Linked DNA regions of Homo sapiens: all the other regions are linked to region 1. Evidence: chromatin contacts called from ENCODE Hi-C or POLR2A ChIA-PET data. All regions are on one chromosome and are shown on one strand. The core of a region is the stretch at or near the end of the contact, and the rest is flanking DNA. Distances in the headings are between cores, read along the strand shown. Region 1 holds the start of N4BP3 (NEDD4 binding protein 3). Region 2 holds the start of NSD1 (nuclear receptor binding SET domain protein 1). Region 3 holds the start of GRK6 (G protein-coupled receptor kinase 6).

Evidence for each region. A loop is a pair of places that touch in the nucleus more often than their neighbours do. ChIA-PET counts read pairs that join two places held with the same protein, here RNA polymerase II (POLR2A). Pooled maps may share reads with other maps.
Region 2: a map with no recorded cell type shows a loop between it and region 1 (4-fold over the local background). The contact joins the promoter of NSD1 here to the promoter of N4BP3 in region 1. A Hi-C loop is called at or near these places in 1 of 37 single-sample maps with no recorded cell type and 3 of 50 pooled maps. POLR2A ChIA-PET finds 5 or more read pairs at or near these places in 3 of 52 experiments (GM12878, OCI-LY7 and endothelial cell of umbilical vein).
Region 3: a pooled map shows a loop between it and region 1 (4-fold over the local background). The contact joins the promoter of GRK6 here to the promoter of N4BP3 in region 1. A Hi-C loop is called at or near these places in 3 of 37 single-sample maps with no recorded cell type and 4 of 50 pooled maps. POLR2A ChIA-PET finds 5 or more read pairs at or near these places in 4 of 52 experiments (GM12878, H1, WTC11 and 1 more).

The regions. Positions count from the first base shown.
Region 1 is chr5:178,111,245-178,116,060 of GRCh38, reverse strand. N4BP3 (NEDD4 binding protein 3) reads right to left here and starts at 2,529. Exons shown (of 5, transcript NM_015111.2): 1 at 2,290-2,529. RefSeq lists silencers at 720-829, 1,440-1,489, 1,840-2,159, 2,240-2,789 and enhancers at 1,300-1,359, 888-1,401.
Region 2 is chr5:177,131,418-177,136,233 of GRCh38, reverse strand. NSD1 (nuclear receptor binding SET domain protein 1) reads right to left here and starts at 2,461. Exons shown (of 23, transcript NM_022455.5): 1 at 2,282-2,461; 2 at 204-1,147. The coding sequence starts at 1,130. RefSeq lists enhancers at 1,259-1,812, 1,813-2,364, 2,365-2,918, 3,132-3,426, 2,919-3,470 and 1 more and silencers at 1,826-2,125, 2,186-2,345, 2,426-3,095.
Region 3 is chr5:177,424,632-177,429,447 of GRCh38, reverse strand. GRK6 (G protein-coupled receptor kinase 6) reads right to left here and starts at 2,772. Exons shown (of 16, transcript NM_001004106.3): 1 at 2,551-2,772. The coding sequence starts at 2,602. RefSeq lists a silencer at 2,199-2,848 and enhancers at 2,559-3,098, 3,519-3,688.

The sequences.
Region 1 (4,816 bases), core at 1,280-3,779:
GACAAGCCAAGTGCCTGGGCTTCCCTGAGCTGGGAGCGGCAAACCCCCAGCCACACAGCTGGCTAGATTTGGGCTGGGACATTCAAGCCACATTCTCCACAGGTCCTGGCTAGCCCCAGTAAGGCCTCTTCACTCCTGCTCCCCGCCACCAGTCCCCTCACCCCTCTCCAGTCCCCAAGATTAGCAGGCAGCACTGGAATCTCTGAACACGGAGAGGAATTGCTTTCGGACCAATCCTTGGTGGAGATGGAAGACACAGCTGCCCTGGCCAGGAAGCAAAGAAGGAGAGGACGCGCTTTCTTTGAGGGGGGCGTCCCAGAGCCTGTTGGTGCCCTTTTGGGTCACGCCAAAGGGCACTATCACATCCTCACAAGACACACAGGAGATGAGTTCTGTCATCCCCCACTTCACAAGAGGAAACTGAGGTTCAGAAAGTGAAGTAACACGCCTAAGGTCACGTTCAGCCGCAGGGGAGAAAGCACACAGGCTCCAGGATTAGAAGTCCTCTCGGATCCCACCTTGCATCTCCTCTGGGGTGGGACATTCCAGTCCCCACATGGGCAGGAGTGCTGCCTGCCCTGGCTACAGTCAGCCCCTCCTGAGCCCTGGCCCCAGGGAAAGGTCCCACCACCTGCTGGGGGATCAGCTCTGCTAAGGGGCGTGTCTGCAGCTGCCCCTAAGGAATGGGACTGGAATGTCCCAGCTCCAAAAGGGGGGGGTAGTAGGCAAGGGGGGCCCAGAGAGGGGCTGGGAGAGGCTGGCCCACCCCATCCCCTCTGTGACAGACACTTGAGGCAGAGACAGGGGCTAAAGCCTGCGGAAGTGGTGCTTAGTATCACCATATAGTGCTTCACGGCTGCACCGCAGTCTACAGTTTTTTCTCAGCCCTTCTATTTCATTATCTCATTTCATCTCCACAATAGCCTCGTGGGGGCAAACAGGACAGTAATTACCCTCACGCCATTTTACAGATCGGGAAACTGAGGCCTCGGAAGGCGAGGTGAGTTATCCAAGATCCCACAGTGAGAAGCAATCTCAACTCCCTGGGCAAGGTCCTTTCTACCTCAGCAGGTTGTCCTAAGCCAGGGGTCACGGGTTCCCCTCCATGGGCACACACTGCTGTGTATGTATTGCATATATGTCTGCCCAGCCCTCCATGCCTGTTTCTCCCAAGGACACTTGCAACCAGGCTGCCCTAGACTGCGGTCCACCAGGCCTGGAATCCCTCCTGCTGCCCCCCAGGTCAGGAAGAAATAGAGGAAACCTGCCTCATGGGGACTCCGAGTCGCTATGCTAGCTCTAGAGGCGGTGGCAGAGGCAGGCTGGCCGCATTCATTCACAGTCTGGCACATGCACACCACACGCTGCCAGCCGGTAGAGAAGCCCTGCCTGGGAGGGCCCTGGGAGGAGGCTGATAACCGCGCCCAGGATGGCCTCCTGCGTCCGCTCCCTCCCGAGGACAGCCAGGCCCAATCTGTTCCTATGTGGTTGGGGTCGGGGGGTGGCCCAGTGGGAGGCAACGGGTCTCAGTTCTCTTTCTGGATACAGCCAGGGCCCTGATTTCGGCTTGTCCCCAGGCCAGCCCTCACTTGGGCCAAAGGCTGTGGCCGGGACTGGACCGGGTGCTCTGGCGGTCAAGACCTAGGAATGTCCCCTACCCGCAGACCCGCAGCTGCAGCCTGGTGGACCGGCAGGGGGTTGGGGGATAAAGGAGGTGTGGGAGGAAGCGAGAGATCTCATGGGGAAGTCAGAGGGGCAAACGAGGTTGCATCCCCACGGAATTTGTGTCAGGAAAGCAGGGGTGAAGGCGAGGGTTCCCCAAAGCTGCGGGAGGTCCCGGAGCTACCTGGGGGGCGGGGTGGGAGGCGCGTCTCCTCCTGGCCCCTCCCTGAGGCCTGCCGGGAGCGGCTGGGCCGGGGGGCGGAGGCCGAGGTCAGACGCCGGCGCCAAGGACGCCTGCCCCACCCAGCCGTGGCGCAGGGGTCCCGCGCGCTGCTCCCTGGAAAGCGCGTTTGCAGGGGTTGGGGAGAGCAAGGTAGCCTGCCGCCTGCCCCTCCAGCGGAGCATCGGGGTCGGTCCCCGATCCGGTGCCTCGGTGACCGGGAGCAGGGGACACCTGGGCGCACGCCGCACCTTGCCACCCCCGCCCATCTCTCAGACGGGAGCCTCGGCCAGCGGGACAGCAGCTTTGCCAAGGACGCCCGAAAACAAGACCTTGGCGACCCGCCCCACCCCTCCCCACCCCCCGAGTCCAGCCCGGGTCCCCAGCCCCTCGCGCGCCCCACTTACCATGGTGGCGACGCGCTCGCCGGCCCGCGGCTCCGCAGCCCTTGCGCGTCGCAGCTCCCCCGCGCGGATTTGAACCCTCCTGCAAGGCGTCGGCTCGGGCCGGGACTGCGTGCCGGGTCGGAGCGGCGGAGCGGCAGGCGCCGGGAAAACGCGGGCGGGCGCCGGCGCCGGAGCCGGATTGGCGAGGGAGGGACGCGCTCCGCGGCGCTCGATCGCCTGCCCCAAAGGCGGAGGGAAAACCCGGCCTGACTCACCGGCGCGCGGCAAGCCCACAGCCCGGCCCCGGCCCCCGGATGTGGGGGGCGGGGCCGCCTACCCGCGAGCCAACCTGGGCCCCGCCCGGCCCCGACCGCGCCCCCGGCCCTGACCCGCAGAGGCGCCGCACGGCGGTGGCGGGCGAAACCTGGACCGGCTGCGCCTCGCGTCGCTGCCTCCTTGAGCGCCCCGGCTCGTTCCCGAGGGGTGGGCAGCCCCGAGCGCGGCCCACGCCCCAGAGAGCGCACAGCGCCCCCGCTTCTCCTCCTCCGCCGTTCGCCTCGCCCGCCTCCTCTAAGGAAGAGGCGCGTGAGGTCCCTCACCTCCCTAATTGTAGCCGCCTCCTCTCCGGAAAACCTGATTTCCCCCCTTTGGGGATGAACCACAGTAGTACTTTGAGAAGTGAAAAGATTTTACCCCACGACTCTGGCTGAATTGGGCACAGAGTTATTTTCTTTTTGCCTCCAAAGTATTCTAGGGGCAGCAAAATCAGGTGCCTTCAGGGGCCAGAAAAATTACGCAAATGAGTCGTGAGCTTCCTACTAAGACAGTAGGAAGACATGGAAACAGACACAGACACGTAAAGGAGTCATATTCGAAAAATTAAAACACCGTTTCTAATTCAAAAGTTAAGCATAGAGTTACCATATGATCCGGCAATTATAGTCCTCAAACAAGTAATGTTCTTGGCAGTACTAGTCACAATAGTCAAAGAGCCAAAAGGTGGAAACAGCCCAAACTAACAATTGATGAGGGTGTAAGCAAACAATGGTAGATCCATTCAGTGGAATATTATTCAGCCATAAAAAAGAAATGAACGCCATGTGATGACTCATGTCTGAACTCTCCCAGCACTTTTGGAGGCCAGGAGTTCAGGAACAGCCTGGGCAACTCACAAAACTCCATCTCTATCTTAAAAAAAAAAAGACCTGATGTGGTGGCTCACCCCTGTAATCCTAGCATTTTGGGAGGCCGAGGCAGGCGGCTCACTTGAGGTCAGGAGTTTGAGACCAGCCTGGCCAACATGGCGAAATTCTATCTCTACCAAAAACACCAAACATTAGCCAGGCATGGTGGAGCGAGCCTGTAATCCCAGCTACTCGGGAGGCTAAGGTAGGAGAATTGCTTGAACCCAGGAGGCAGAGTTGCAATGAACGGAGATTGTGCCACTACACTCCAGCCTGGATGATGGCGTAAGCCTGTCTCAAAAAAAAAAAGAAAGAAAAGAAAAGAAAAAGAGGAATGAAACACTGATGATACCTGCTACAACATGGATAAACCTCCAAAACATGGCAAGTGAAAGAAACCAGACACAAAGCCCACATGTGTTAATGATGCCATTTATAATAAGTAAATCCAGACAAACAGAAAGCAGATTAGAGCCAGAGGCTGTGGGGAGAGAGAAAGGCAGAGTGATTGCCTAACAAGCATAGGGTTTCCTTCTGGGATGAGGAAAATGTTTTGGAGCCTGACAGAGGTGGTGGTTGCACAACGTTATGAATATACAAATGTCATTGAATTGTTTGCTTTAAAACGGCTAATTTTATGGTATGCACATTTTACCTCAATTAAAAAACATCTTGTCACTTGTGGAACAGATTTGGTCTACGGCCCACAAATTTGCAACCCCTTGTGTTCTATGCTGTTCTTACCAATTCTTGCTAGGACAGCATAGAACCTCTAGGAAGAACTTCTGGCCAGGCATGGCGGCTCACGCCTGTAATCCCAGCACTTTGGGAAGACGAGGTGGGCAAATCAATTAAGGCAAATGATTTGCCTGCCTCAGCCTCTCAGTGTGCTGGGAGTACAGGCGTGAGCCACCATGCCTGGCTGAAAGAACTTTTTTTTTGAGATGGAGTCTTGCTCTGTCGCCCAGGCTGGAGTGCAGTGGTGCGATCTCAGCTCGCTGCAAGCTCCGCTTCCCGGGTTCACGCCATTCTCCTGCCTCAGCATCCCAAATAGCTGGGACTACGGGTGCCCACCACCACACTCGGCTAATTTTTTGTATTTTTAGTGGAGATGGGGTTTCACCATGTTAGCCAGGATGATCTCGATCCCCTGACCTCGTGATCCACCCCCCCTTGGCCTCCCAAAGTGCTAGGATTACAGGCATAAGCCACTGCGCCCGGCAACTTTTTTTTTTTTTTGAGATGGAGTTTCACCCTTGTTGCCTAGGCTGAAGTGCAATGGCGTGATCTCAGCTCACTGCAACCTCCCCCTCCCAGGTTCAAGCGAGTCTTCTGTCTCAGCCTCCCGAGTAGCTGGTTGGCAC
Region 2 (4,816 bases), core at 1,212-3,711, 980 kb after region 1:
AAAAAGCTTAAAACAACCAAATTCATACAACAGAGATAAATTTAAAAATCAAAGTAAAATTTTGCCCAAAGCTTATGATTAGCAATAGGATTTCAGCTGTGAACTGATAAGCAACCAAAAACAAATTTGTTACAAGTTTCCCTTTAAGTGGCCTGTATATATACATATATGTATATATTTAAGTTGTACCAAAAACTGCTTACAAATGGCAATTCCTGTGAAGTAGATGATGATGAAGTTCCAGGTAATTCTAGCATGTTTCCTAATGTACTGGTACTGGAATCTGGATCATCCTGAAAAGATAAATTTATTGAGTTTAATTGCTCTTCTATTGTAATGTTTGTGTCTCCTAGTGAAAAGGGGGCTGGGAGAAGGGCTGCTTTTTCATTGCTGCCGTCCACTTCATTTCTTTGCTTATTTTTCTGTGTTTCAGTCTGAGGAGCTAATGGCAAGAATGGCGATTTGACTGCACCGTGTCTACTCTCTGGTGTGCTGTCTTGTTCACTTCCCATGGCCACTTTTACACCATTCTCTGATTTAGTCTCATAATTGCAGGTGGCATTGGTCTGAGTTTCCTCAAAGATCTCCTCTATACTCTCATCCTCTGTGACTGGCTGTTCTGGGTCCATTTCAGAATCTACATCTGCATCGTCCACACAAGTAAAATTCTCAAAGTGCAGAAAGCCATTCTTGATAGTCTTTGTTACTTTTACCTGGAGTTCAGGGGAGTTATTACAAGAGGGTTCCTGTTTCATAGCAAGTGCTGTAGGACCACCAGGACTCAAGGAAGTGCAAACAATTGGCGTCTGAGCTCTTGAATCACTTTTTTCAGGGTCTTGAAAGGATTCTGATCCATCAGCAGACCCATTTAAATACTCTACATTGATCATGGAGGCCAAATCCTGTAGTCTCCGCAGTGGAATGTAACAAGATGGAGAATCTTGTCCATAAGCATTTTGGGATGTTCCACTGACAGTCGATAACTGCATAGTACACCCATTAAGTGGCTCAGAAAAATTGGATTGACCATTACCGAAAGGGCTGTCCTTGTCTTCAGGGGCATCTAAATTCACTGGATTGGAAAAGGGCAGCAGACAATTTCTTCTGGGTAGTTCACAGGTCTGATCCATCCTGGGCCGGCATCAACCTGGAATCCAAAAGCACAGCAATTAATCTGAGTTAATAGGCCATCTGACTCGACTCTTTAAAATGGCAGCCACTTCAAGGCCTAGTGGCCTCTATGCCTTTCTGCTGCACTTCCATGGGCAGAAAAAGTTCCCCCGACTGGAGATGAAAAAATGGCCTCGATGAGCCTCTGAAAACTCCATTTTCCCGAAGCTGGGCCGATCCTGCTACATAGAAACAGCCCGTCTCTTTTTCCTCCTCTGTAGACTGGTGGACACTTGGGATGAACTAAAATTAAAACCCCTCTGCCCGTCAAAATTCCCAATTCTCAAACAGGACTAGTCCTCCCCCTCCCTCGCCAGGGGTCGAGCAGCTGGATCTCTCAAAAGCAAAAGGCTGCGGGGTCCGAGGGGGGCTCCTGGACCCTGCACAAAAAGGTACCCCCCCCTTCCTGGCTCGCTAGGGCGCAGCGGTCACAATAGCGCTGCACCCTGCGCCCAGCCAGCGCCGGAGCCTTTGCAGCGGCGGTGCGCAGGCCGCAGGCGAGCCGGCCGAGGCGGCTGCACCCCAGAGCTCGCCTTCCTGAATGCAGGCCTGCTGGATCCGCAGCTGCAGGGCGAAGAGGCCTGGACCCGGCAGAGGGAGAAACCGAGGCGGCCAGCGAAGCCCAGTCAGGGTAGCAGCAGCTGCTACAGCTCGAAAAACATGGCTGCTGCCGACGCCGCCGCCGCCTGCCCGGGCCGCGCTCCTTCCCGCAGCCGCGGCAGCACCTCCCAGCCGAGCCGATCGCTCTCATCAATATTCAGCAGCAAGCAAAGTTTGCTGCGGGAGGGCAGCCGGCCCCGCGCCCCGCAGCCTGCTACCTGAGGGGAGGCGGAGGCCGAGGTGTTCGCAGGCGGCCGGCGGGGCACGGGCCGCGCCGGGAGGAAGTTCGCGGCAGCCCGGCCAGCTAGGCCTGAGCCCGGCTGGTAGTGATGGAGGAGGGGGAGGGGGAGGAGGCCGGCGGCTGCAGCGCCGCCGGCCACCAACCCCGCATCGCGCCTGGCCCTCCCCCGAGCCCCTCACCTTACGGCCACCACCATCTTCCCCGCCCGGCCACCCTCCTCCCTCCCTTCTCCTCGCGCCTGCCCGCCGCCCACCCCAGCGCACTAGTTACCGTGCCCCGCGCCCCCTCCCGGGCCAGCTGGGGGGAGGGGGTGACCCTCATTACACTGGGGTGCGAGCGGAGCGGTGGGGAGAGAGCGGGGCCGCTCGCCGCACCCCCCTCCCCCCGCGTCTCTCTTCAGGGGAGAAGGCAGCGAGCGCGACCTGCCCCGGCCTATTCCGCCGCCGCCTCCTCCTCCTCACACCCCCACCGCGCGCGCCCCCGCGGCCGCGCGTGCGACCGAGCGCCTCGCGCCGGCCCGCGTGCGGCTGGGCCCCGAGTGCGCGCGCACCCCTTCCCCCACCGAGCGCGCGCGTTCCCTTCTCTCACTCTTCGGGGTTCAGGGCGGGTGAAGTCGGGCTTGTGAGAGCGCCGCCCAATCAGCGGAGCTGCCGCTGCCGCCCCCTCCCCTCCCCCTGCGCGCCCGCTCGCGGCCGGGGCCTACGGGCCGGCCCGGCTGCCCGGGCGGGGCCTGAGGCGGGCTCCCCAGGGGCCTCGCGCGCCTCCTTGGAGTGTCGGGGCCTGCGGGCGTCGTGGGTGGCATTCCGATCCCCTCACCTACCTCGGGGCACGGCGCTGGCCTCGGGCCGCACACGGCTCCCGCACCCTACGCGTCTCGAACCCCAACCCAGGCGGCACCTGGCGCGGCTGAGGCCTGTCCGATCGTCCCGCCAGCCCTGCTCGGGCCCGCGTCAGTCCCGGCCTCCATCTTAGGTTACAGCCCAGGCTCCCCATCCACTGGGCACCTGCCCTCAGCCCGCTGGGTTCGGCCCGAGGCCAAGGCAACCCCCCTCCTGCCGCAGGGCTCACCTGGGGGCTTGGGCTGGGGTCTTCGAGGCCTCAGGCCCCGAGCAGACGCGGCCGCAGGCGAACCCCCTACCCGGCCGCACCCCAAACCCACACCACCACCACCACCACCACCACAGACCAAGCTGAGCAGGAAACAAAATGGAGGCAGCAGCTCGGGTCTGCCTCCCTGAGCCAAGCCTGTGCAGCCCCAGGGCTCCCTCCTGTCTCAGGCTCGACGCCCGCGAGGCAGAGGCTGGATCGTCCCGGGTGCCGCGGGCAGCCGCCCTACAGCAGCGCAGACGGGCCGGGGACTCGGCCCTGCGGTGCCCACAGCCCCTCACCCACCACCCCTTCCCTTCCCCCTCCCCCCATCCCTCTCCCTCCCCTTGCCGGGCCGTGCGGGGTGAGCGGCTCTGGGGAGCCGGGTCGGGTTACCCGCCCCGGCACTGCTCGCCCGGCCGTGGCCTCCGCGGGGGAACGAAGCCAGGCGACCCCAGCGCTGAGCCCACCCCCGGCACCGAGCCGGGCTGCAGCCTGACAGCGCGTCCGCACCTCGGCCTGCAGCCGTGCGGCCCCCGCCCAGGGAGGCCGAGTCCCCAGCCCGGGCCCAGCCGGGACGAAGCTCCCTCACCACCCCCGAGCCCAGGGGTCCTCGCAGCCTCGGGCGGGGCGAGGGGAACGCCGGGGGAGGGGGTCCTCTAGTCCCTGCACCGCCTCCCGCGCCTAGTCAAGGTCTGGGCCTGGCACGGGGGCTCGGGCAGCGGGCGCCGGCCGGCGTGGGTATGTGCGTGCGCGCCGGGCTGGGGGCCGGGACGGGACGGGCCGCGCCTCGCACCGCGGACGCTGCAGTTCTCGGCACCCAGGCAGATGGCCCTCTCGTGCCACCGCCGCCCAGAGCGGGCCGCCTGCTCCGCAGCCCGGTTCCCCGGGGAGTGCGCGCCTCGCCCCTGAGGGCCGGGCATCTGGACCCCAGCGGAGCTGCGCCGGGACACGGGACCGCCCGGCTGGCCGGGACAAGCCCGCTGGCGCAGCCCTCGGCCTGGGGCCTCACGGCCTGCATCCTGCACCGGGCCCGCAGCACCGAATCTAGCACGACCGCGTGGCGTCCAATCCCCCAAGACAGCGGAAGGGCGGGACAGGGAGCCCAAGCTGGGCCTGAACTTGCGACTCCAGCCCCTCGGGCCCTTCCCCCAGCCCGGACTCCGTCGCCCCCTGGGCTTGATCCCCACCAAGAAGCTCACCTCAGGAGTTACCTGGTCCCTAGGGCGCTAAGCGCCTTCTCGCTGTTCAGAGAAAGCCGGATCCGGCCGCCATAAAAATTCCGCCTCCTCCAGAAAGCCTTCTGTGATTAGATTTGGAGTTAACTCCATCTCAAGCTGAGGGCACCGCCCTCGAGGGCCACGTGACTACTATTCTTCCCATGGCTTAGTAAATGTGCATAGTTATTGCCCCAGTGGACTGTTTACTCACTGCCTTCTGTTAACTTTGAGCCCACCTGGGAGAAAGGCCATTTTTGGCGTTGCCCTGTGTGACATTAGTGCTGGCCAGCTAAACTCCATCCTTCCCCTGCCTTCAGCCAGCGACTGGCCCAGCAGGCGTGGAGCTCGAGATGCTCTTACCCTTTTGCTCTCCAAGGCCCACAGTCCAGTGATGGAGGCTCCCAAGTCAACAGGCCCTTAGCACATGTCTGCAAGTGCCGGATGCAGACCCTGCCAAGACAGCAAGTGGGCTTTGTTAGAGGGAAAGTGCCCACTGGAA
Region 3 (4,816 bases), core at 1,523-4,022, 690 kb after region 1:
CACAGGTCCCTCACCCAACCCTCCATCCGCCAGCCTCCCACCCTCAGTTACTTCCTCCTCCCCCCTCCCAGCCACATCAAGGCAGCAGCAAAGAGTCACATGCAAATATCCTGTCCTGGGCTGCCCAGTCAGTGGAGCTCTTCCCCACCCTCCCTGTCCCCTTTCAGTGTCCCTGGGCCCCCTCCCCATGCCTCTGAGTGCCTGGGAAGAGAAGGGGTACTGAGGGAGGTCTCAAGCCCCAGCGTTGTCCCACTCCATCCTCACAGCAACTCTGCCAGAGCAGGCCCAATTTTATATGAAAACTGAGATTCTGAAGTGAGGAATCAATTCACCCAAGATGACCAAGCCCAGAGTATACCCAAGATGACCAAGCCCAGAGACCAATCCTGGGTACAGGATTCGTACCCAGCTCCCTATGGCCACAACCCAAGCTCCTTTCCCACCCCAAACATGGCTGGCATCTATTAGGTGCCAACTGTATACACACACCAAGGGTTCCCAAACCCCACCTGGGGCCTCAGATCACTTGAGAAGCCGTCAGGGGCCCCAGCCTCAAGCTCATGAAAAGCCAGTTCATGAGGTGGTTCTGATGCAGCCCGTCCAGGCGCCTGGGCTCAGGACTCAGTGACAATCAGGGTTTCCTTTAGTCTTTATGTCCCACCCCCAACCGTTCCACAAAAAGGGGTACTGAAGTTGAGAAAGAAGAGACATGTTTAAAGTCATGCAGGTCGGCCAGGCGCGGTGGCTCATGCCTATAATCCCAGCAATTAGGGAGGCCAGAGGCAGGCGGATCACTTGAGGTCAGGAGTTCAAGACCAGCCAGGCCAACATGGTGAAACCCATCTGTGCTATAAATACAAAAATTAGCTGGGTGTGGTGGCATGCACCTGTAGTCCCAGCTACTTGGGAGGCTGAGGGAGGAGAGTCACTTGAACCCAGGAGGCGGAGGTTGCAGTGAGCCCTGCACTCCAGCCTGGGTGACACAGTGAGACTCTGTCTCAAAAAAAAGCCATGCAGGTGGGAGGGGCAGAGCCAGGTTGTCGTAAGGGTTCTCTAGTGGAGGTACCAGTCCCCAGTCTGGCCATACCACCCTGTGCCTTGCCCATGGCCTGACAAAGCTTGTCCAAAGGTACCCACACTCTCCGGCCAGGCAGTGCCATCAGCAGGCCTGAGGCCTTAACTGGCTACAGCCCTAGGGAAGAAGGCCTGTTTCGGCCCTCCCCACCCCTCCTCCCTGGCTGGTTGGATGACGAGGCAGAACAGAATCGGCAGATGCCCCCAGAGGCTGGGAGGAAGGCCTAGCCCATGGGCTCGATAAGGGACAGGGGATAAGACAGGCTCCCCAGGCAATGAGGACCCAGCCTGCCATGCCATTTCTGGGCTGCACCTCGCCAGAGCACTTGGTGGGCACGGGGTGCCAGGTGTAGCACCCAGCTGAAAGTTCCTCTGGGCTTCCTATAGACTGTGCCGGTCATCCTGTGTCTTAGGCCCGAGTCAATCACAATCTTGCTGTGTGACTGATGCTAATCCCTGGTTTGAGCCTCAGCTTCCCACATGTAAAATATGGTAGAAAGGTGAAGCAGATGACTTTTTAAGCCTGGAAGCCCAGCAAAGGGTGGAAAAACTGTCACAATCTCCCTCCTTGCCCTGGAGTTCCAAAAAGATGGGTCTTGTTTACTGCTGCTTCCCCAGCACCCTGGAAAAGGTGGGGCAGAGTGGGTGGTCAGTGATCATGTTACTGAGGTGGAGTGTGGCAGGTGGGGGCAGACTGACCACAAGGCAGTGAGGACCCGATCTGGTCCTTCTGTGTCTCCCAGGACCTGCACAGAGCAAGTGCCTGATAACATCTGGGGTGGGAGCCACGAGGAGCTACACACACACTCGGTCCACCAGACTGGTTTCCCCAGCCAGACCTCTGAGCTTACAATACTGACAGAGCAGCATGCTCTGCTCCCACTTCTTTCTGTGTCCGCTAGCCCCACTAGACCATGGGCTCCCTGAGGGCAAATATCCATTCACCTCTGCCCTCAGTGTCCTGAGGCACGGAGCAAGTGGCAGTCCTATAAGTAGCATTTGTGGCCAGGAGTTTCCCCAAGTCAGGTGGGCTGTGCTACGCAGAGGGTCCGTTTATTCATTCTCCAGCTTTACCTATCGCCAACTTTGCGCGGGATTAGGCTAGGGTGCTGGGGTCTGGGCCCCTGGCACGTGGGGCATCTTTACACCTCTCCCCTGGAGGAGGCTTGCCTCTCAGACAGGCTCTCCTGGGGCTCCGGTCCCACCCTTCCCTCTTCGTCTCACCTTCTTTCACTCCTTCACCCCCACCCGCCGCGAGGGCGGCGGCCTGACCCCCGCCCCTTCCTGGGCCCCGAATCCCGGGGGCAGGTGCGGAGGAGGAAGACGACGGGCCGGAAAGGCTCGTGTCTGGGCGGGGTGTAAGGCGCAGGGCCCGCGGGCCTAGGGGATCCGACGGCTGGGTAGCCCTGCGGAGCTCAGACGCAGCGCACTCGCGCTCCACGCACCCGGGCCCGGCCGCCCACCCGGCCGCCTCACCTTCCCGGGCCTTGAGTAGCACCGTGTTCGCTACGATGTTCTCGAGCTCCATGGGCTGTGGCGCCGCCTGGCCCGCCGGGCCGCGCCGCCGGCCGGGATCGCGCGCGAGTGCCGAGGCCGGATGGCGATCGGCGCGGCTCGGCGCGGCTCGGCTCGGCTCGCAGTGACCGCGCCGCGGCCTCCCCGGCCTCCCCGGCCGCCGCAGCCAGCCGCGCACTCTCCGCCCCCTCCCGGGGGCCACCCCGGCGCTGGCCCGCCCTGCCCCGCCCTCTGTTTACCTCATTTGACCAATCACCGGGCAGAAGCTCCCCGCGCCGTCTTCCCATTAGTCTTCCTCTTCATTTTTTCCCCCGCCCCCCCAGCTGGGGACTCGCTCAAAGAAGTACGGGGGCGGGACCAATCACGTCACCTCTTCCTGGTTGGTCTGAGGGCGGGGTTCAGCCCCTAGGTTCGAATTTCTAGGCTTTCGTAGGATACCAAACTGCCAATTAGGGCCGAGCCCTCAGCCGGGACAATGGAGGTGGGTACTCTGGGGCACGCCCAGGAGGCCGAATATGTGATTGGGTGAAGAAGACGTCCGTCATCTCAAGTACTGCATTTTGATTGGGTCGTCGCCTGAAGGTGTGGCCCGGCGGCCTTTGGCTCGCAGACGGCTTTTCTAGGGTTTTGTCGGGGACGCGCTCCGTATCCTGGGCCTCCTGCGGGCTGGCAGCGAGTTTGTTTGGTCCACTTGTGTGGCCGTATTCCCTTGGGTCGGCCCCAATCAGGAGGGCGCACATCGAAAGAGGGAGAGACAGGGAGGAGGCTGCGGCCTCGCAGCCGTTCCCCGACCTCTTGCCCGGTCGCCGCAGGCGCCCCGCCCAGCCCCCGCAGCCGGATGTTGTGATTTCTCTCCACCCACTCGGCCTCGCCTTCCCTCGGCCTCTGCCGCCTTATAAGGCAGCGCTACCACCCCTAGACCTCGGGATGAGTTCACACCCATTATACAGGTGGGGAGCTGAGGCGCCGGACGTCAAGTGGCTGGCTCCAGCCCGAAGACTACGGAGAAAACAAGGCTGAAATCTTACAGCTAATCAACACCTTGTAGCTTAACACCCCGCTTCCTCCACCCCCTACTTCACGCAGCAGGAAACAGGCTTGCCCAAACTCCGCGAGTAAGGCAGAGCCGGATCCATCTAGGCTTCTCTAGTTCCTATGCATTCATTCATCCGAAAATACAGAGCAACACCTCTGTGCCAGGCACCAAGCCAGGTGCTGGAGAACACAGTGATGGCAGCAAGATAGCCAGGCTCCCTGCTTACTTGCTAGAAGTGGAGGGAGCAAGTGAGGGCAGGGTGAGATAAAGGTAATTATTCTGTAAATAAACAAATAGATGGTTTCAGAGAGTGACAACTGCTCTTCGGACGTTAAGAGAGTGTGTGACACTCTCAGGGTGTGACATTTGAGCGGATCCAGTAGAAGCAACAGCAAACGCAGAGGCTCTAAGCCAGACTAAGTGGTGTGTTCAGGGAATAGGAGAAGGCGTCCGCAGCTTCTGGGCCCAGTGGTCTGAGATGAGACAGAAGGAGCAAAGGCACTAGCTAGGTCATGGAGGACTGTGAACACGTCCAGGAGGCTGAAGTGTTTTTGCTAAGTGAAATGTGAAACATTTGAAAGAATGATTTATATTTTAAAAATATCACTCTGGTGGATTCCTAGGGGGCCAAGAGTGGAAGCAGAGCAGTCAGGAGTTTACAGAATTCCAGTAAAGAGATGGTGGTGGCCTGGACCTACAAGGTGGCAATAGAGACGGAGAAAAGTGGATGGATCTAGGATCTAGGGAGTTAAGTACCTTAAAAGAGGGAAACCCTCCTGGCTAATGCGGTGAAACCCCGTCTCTACTAAAAATACAAAAAATTAGCCGGGCATGGTGGCGGGCACCTGTAGTCCCAGCTACTTGGGAGGCTGAGGCAGGAGAATGGTGTGAACCTGGGAGGTGGAGCTTGCAGTGGGCCGAGATCGTGCCAATACACTCCAGCCTGGGCAACAGAGTGAGACTCCGTCTCAAAAAAAAAAAAAAAAAAGGGAAACCCAGGGCCCAGTGGAACATAGGGCAGGTACCTCACTTAGTGAAGGCTGTTGTGTCCAAGTGAAATCTGAAGATTCAGTGAAAATGTGCAGGTTACTGGAGTAGGGAGGGAAAGAGCCTTCTGGACAGAGGGGTATCACATGTTCGAAGTTCCGTAGAGGAAGTCAGGAAGGGCTCCTGCGTTCAGCACCTAAGCAT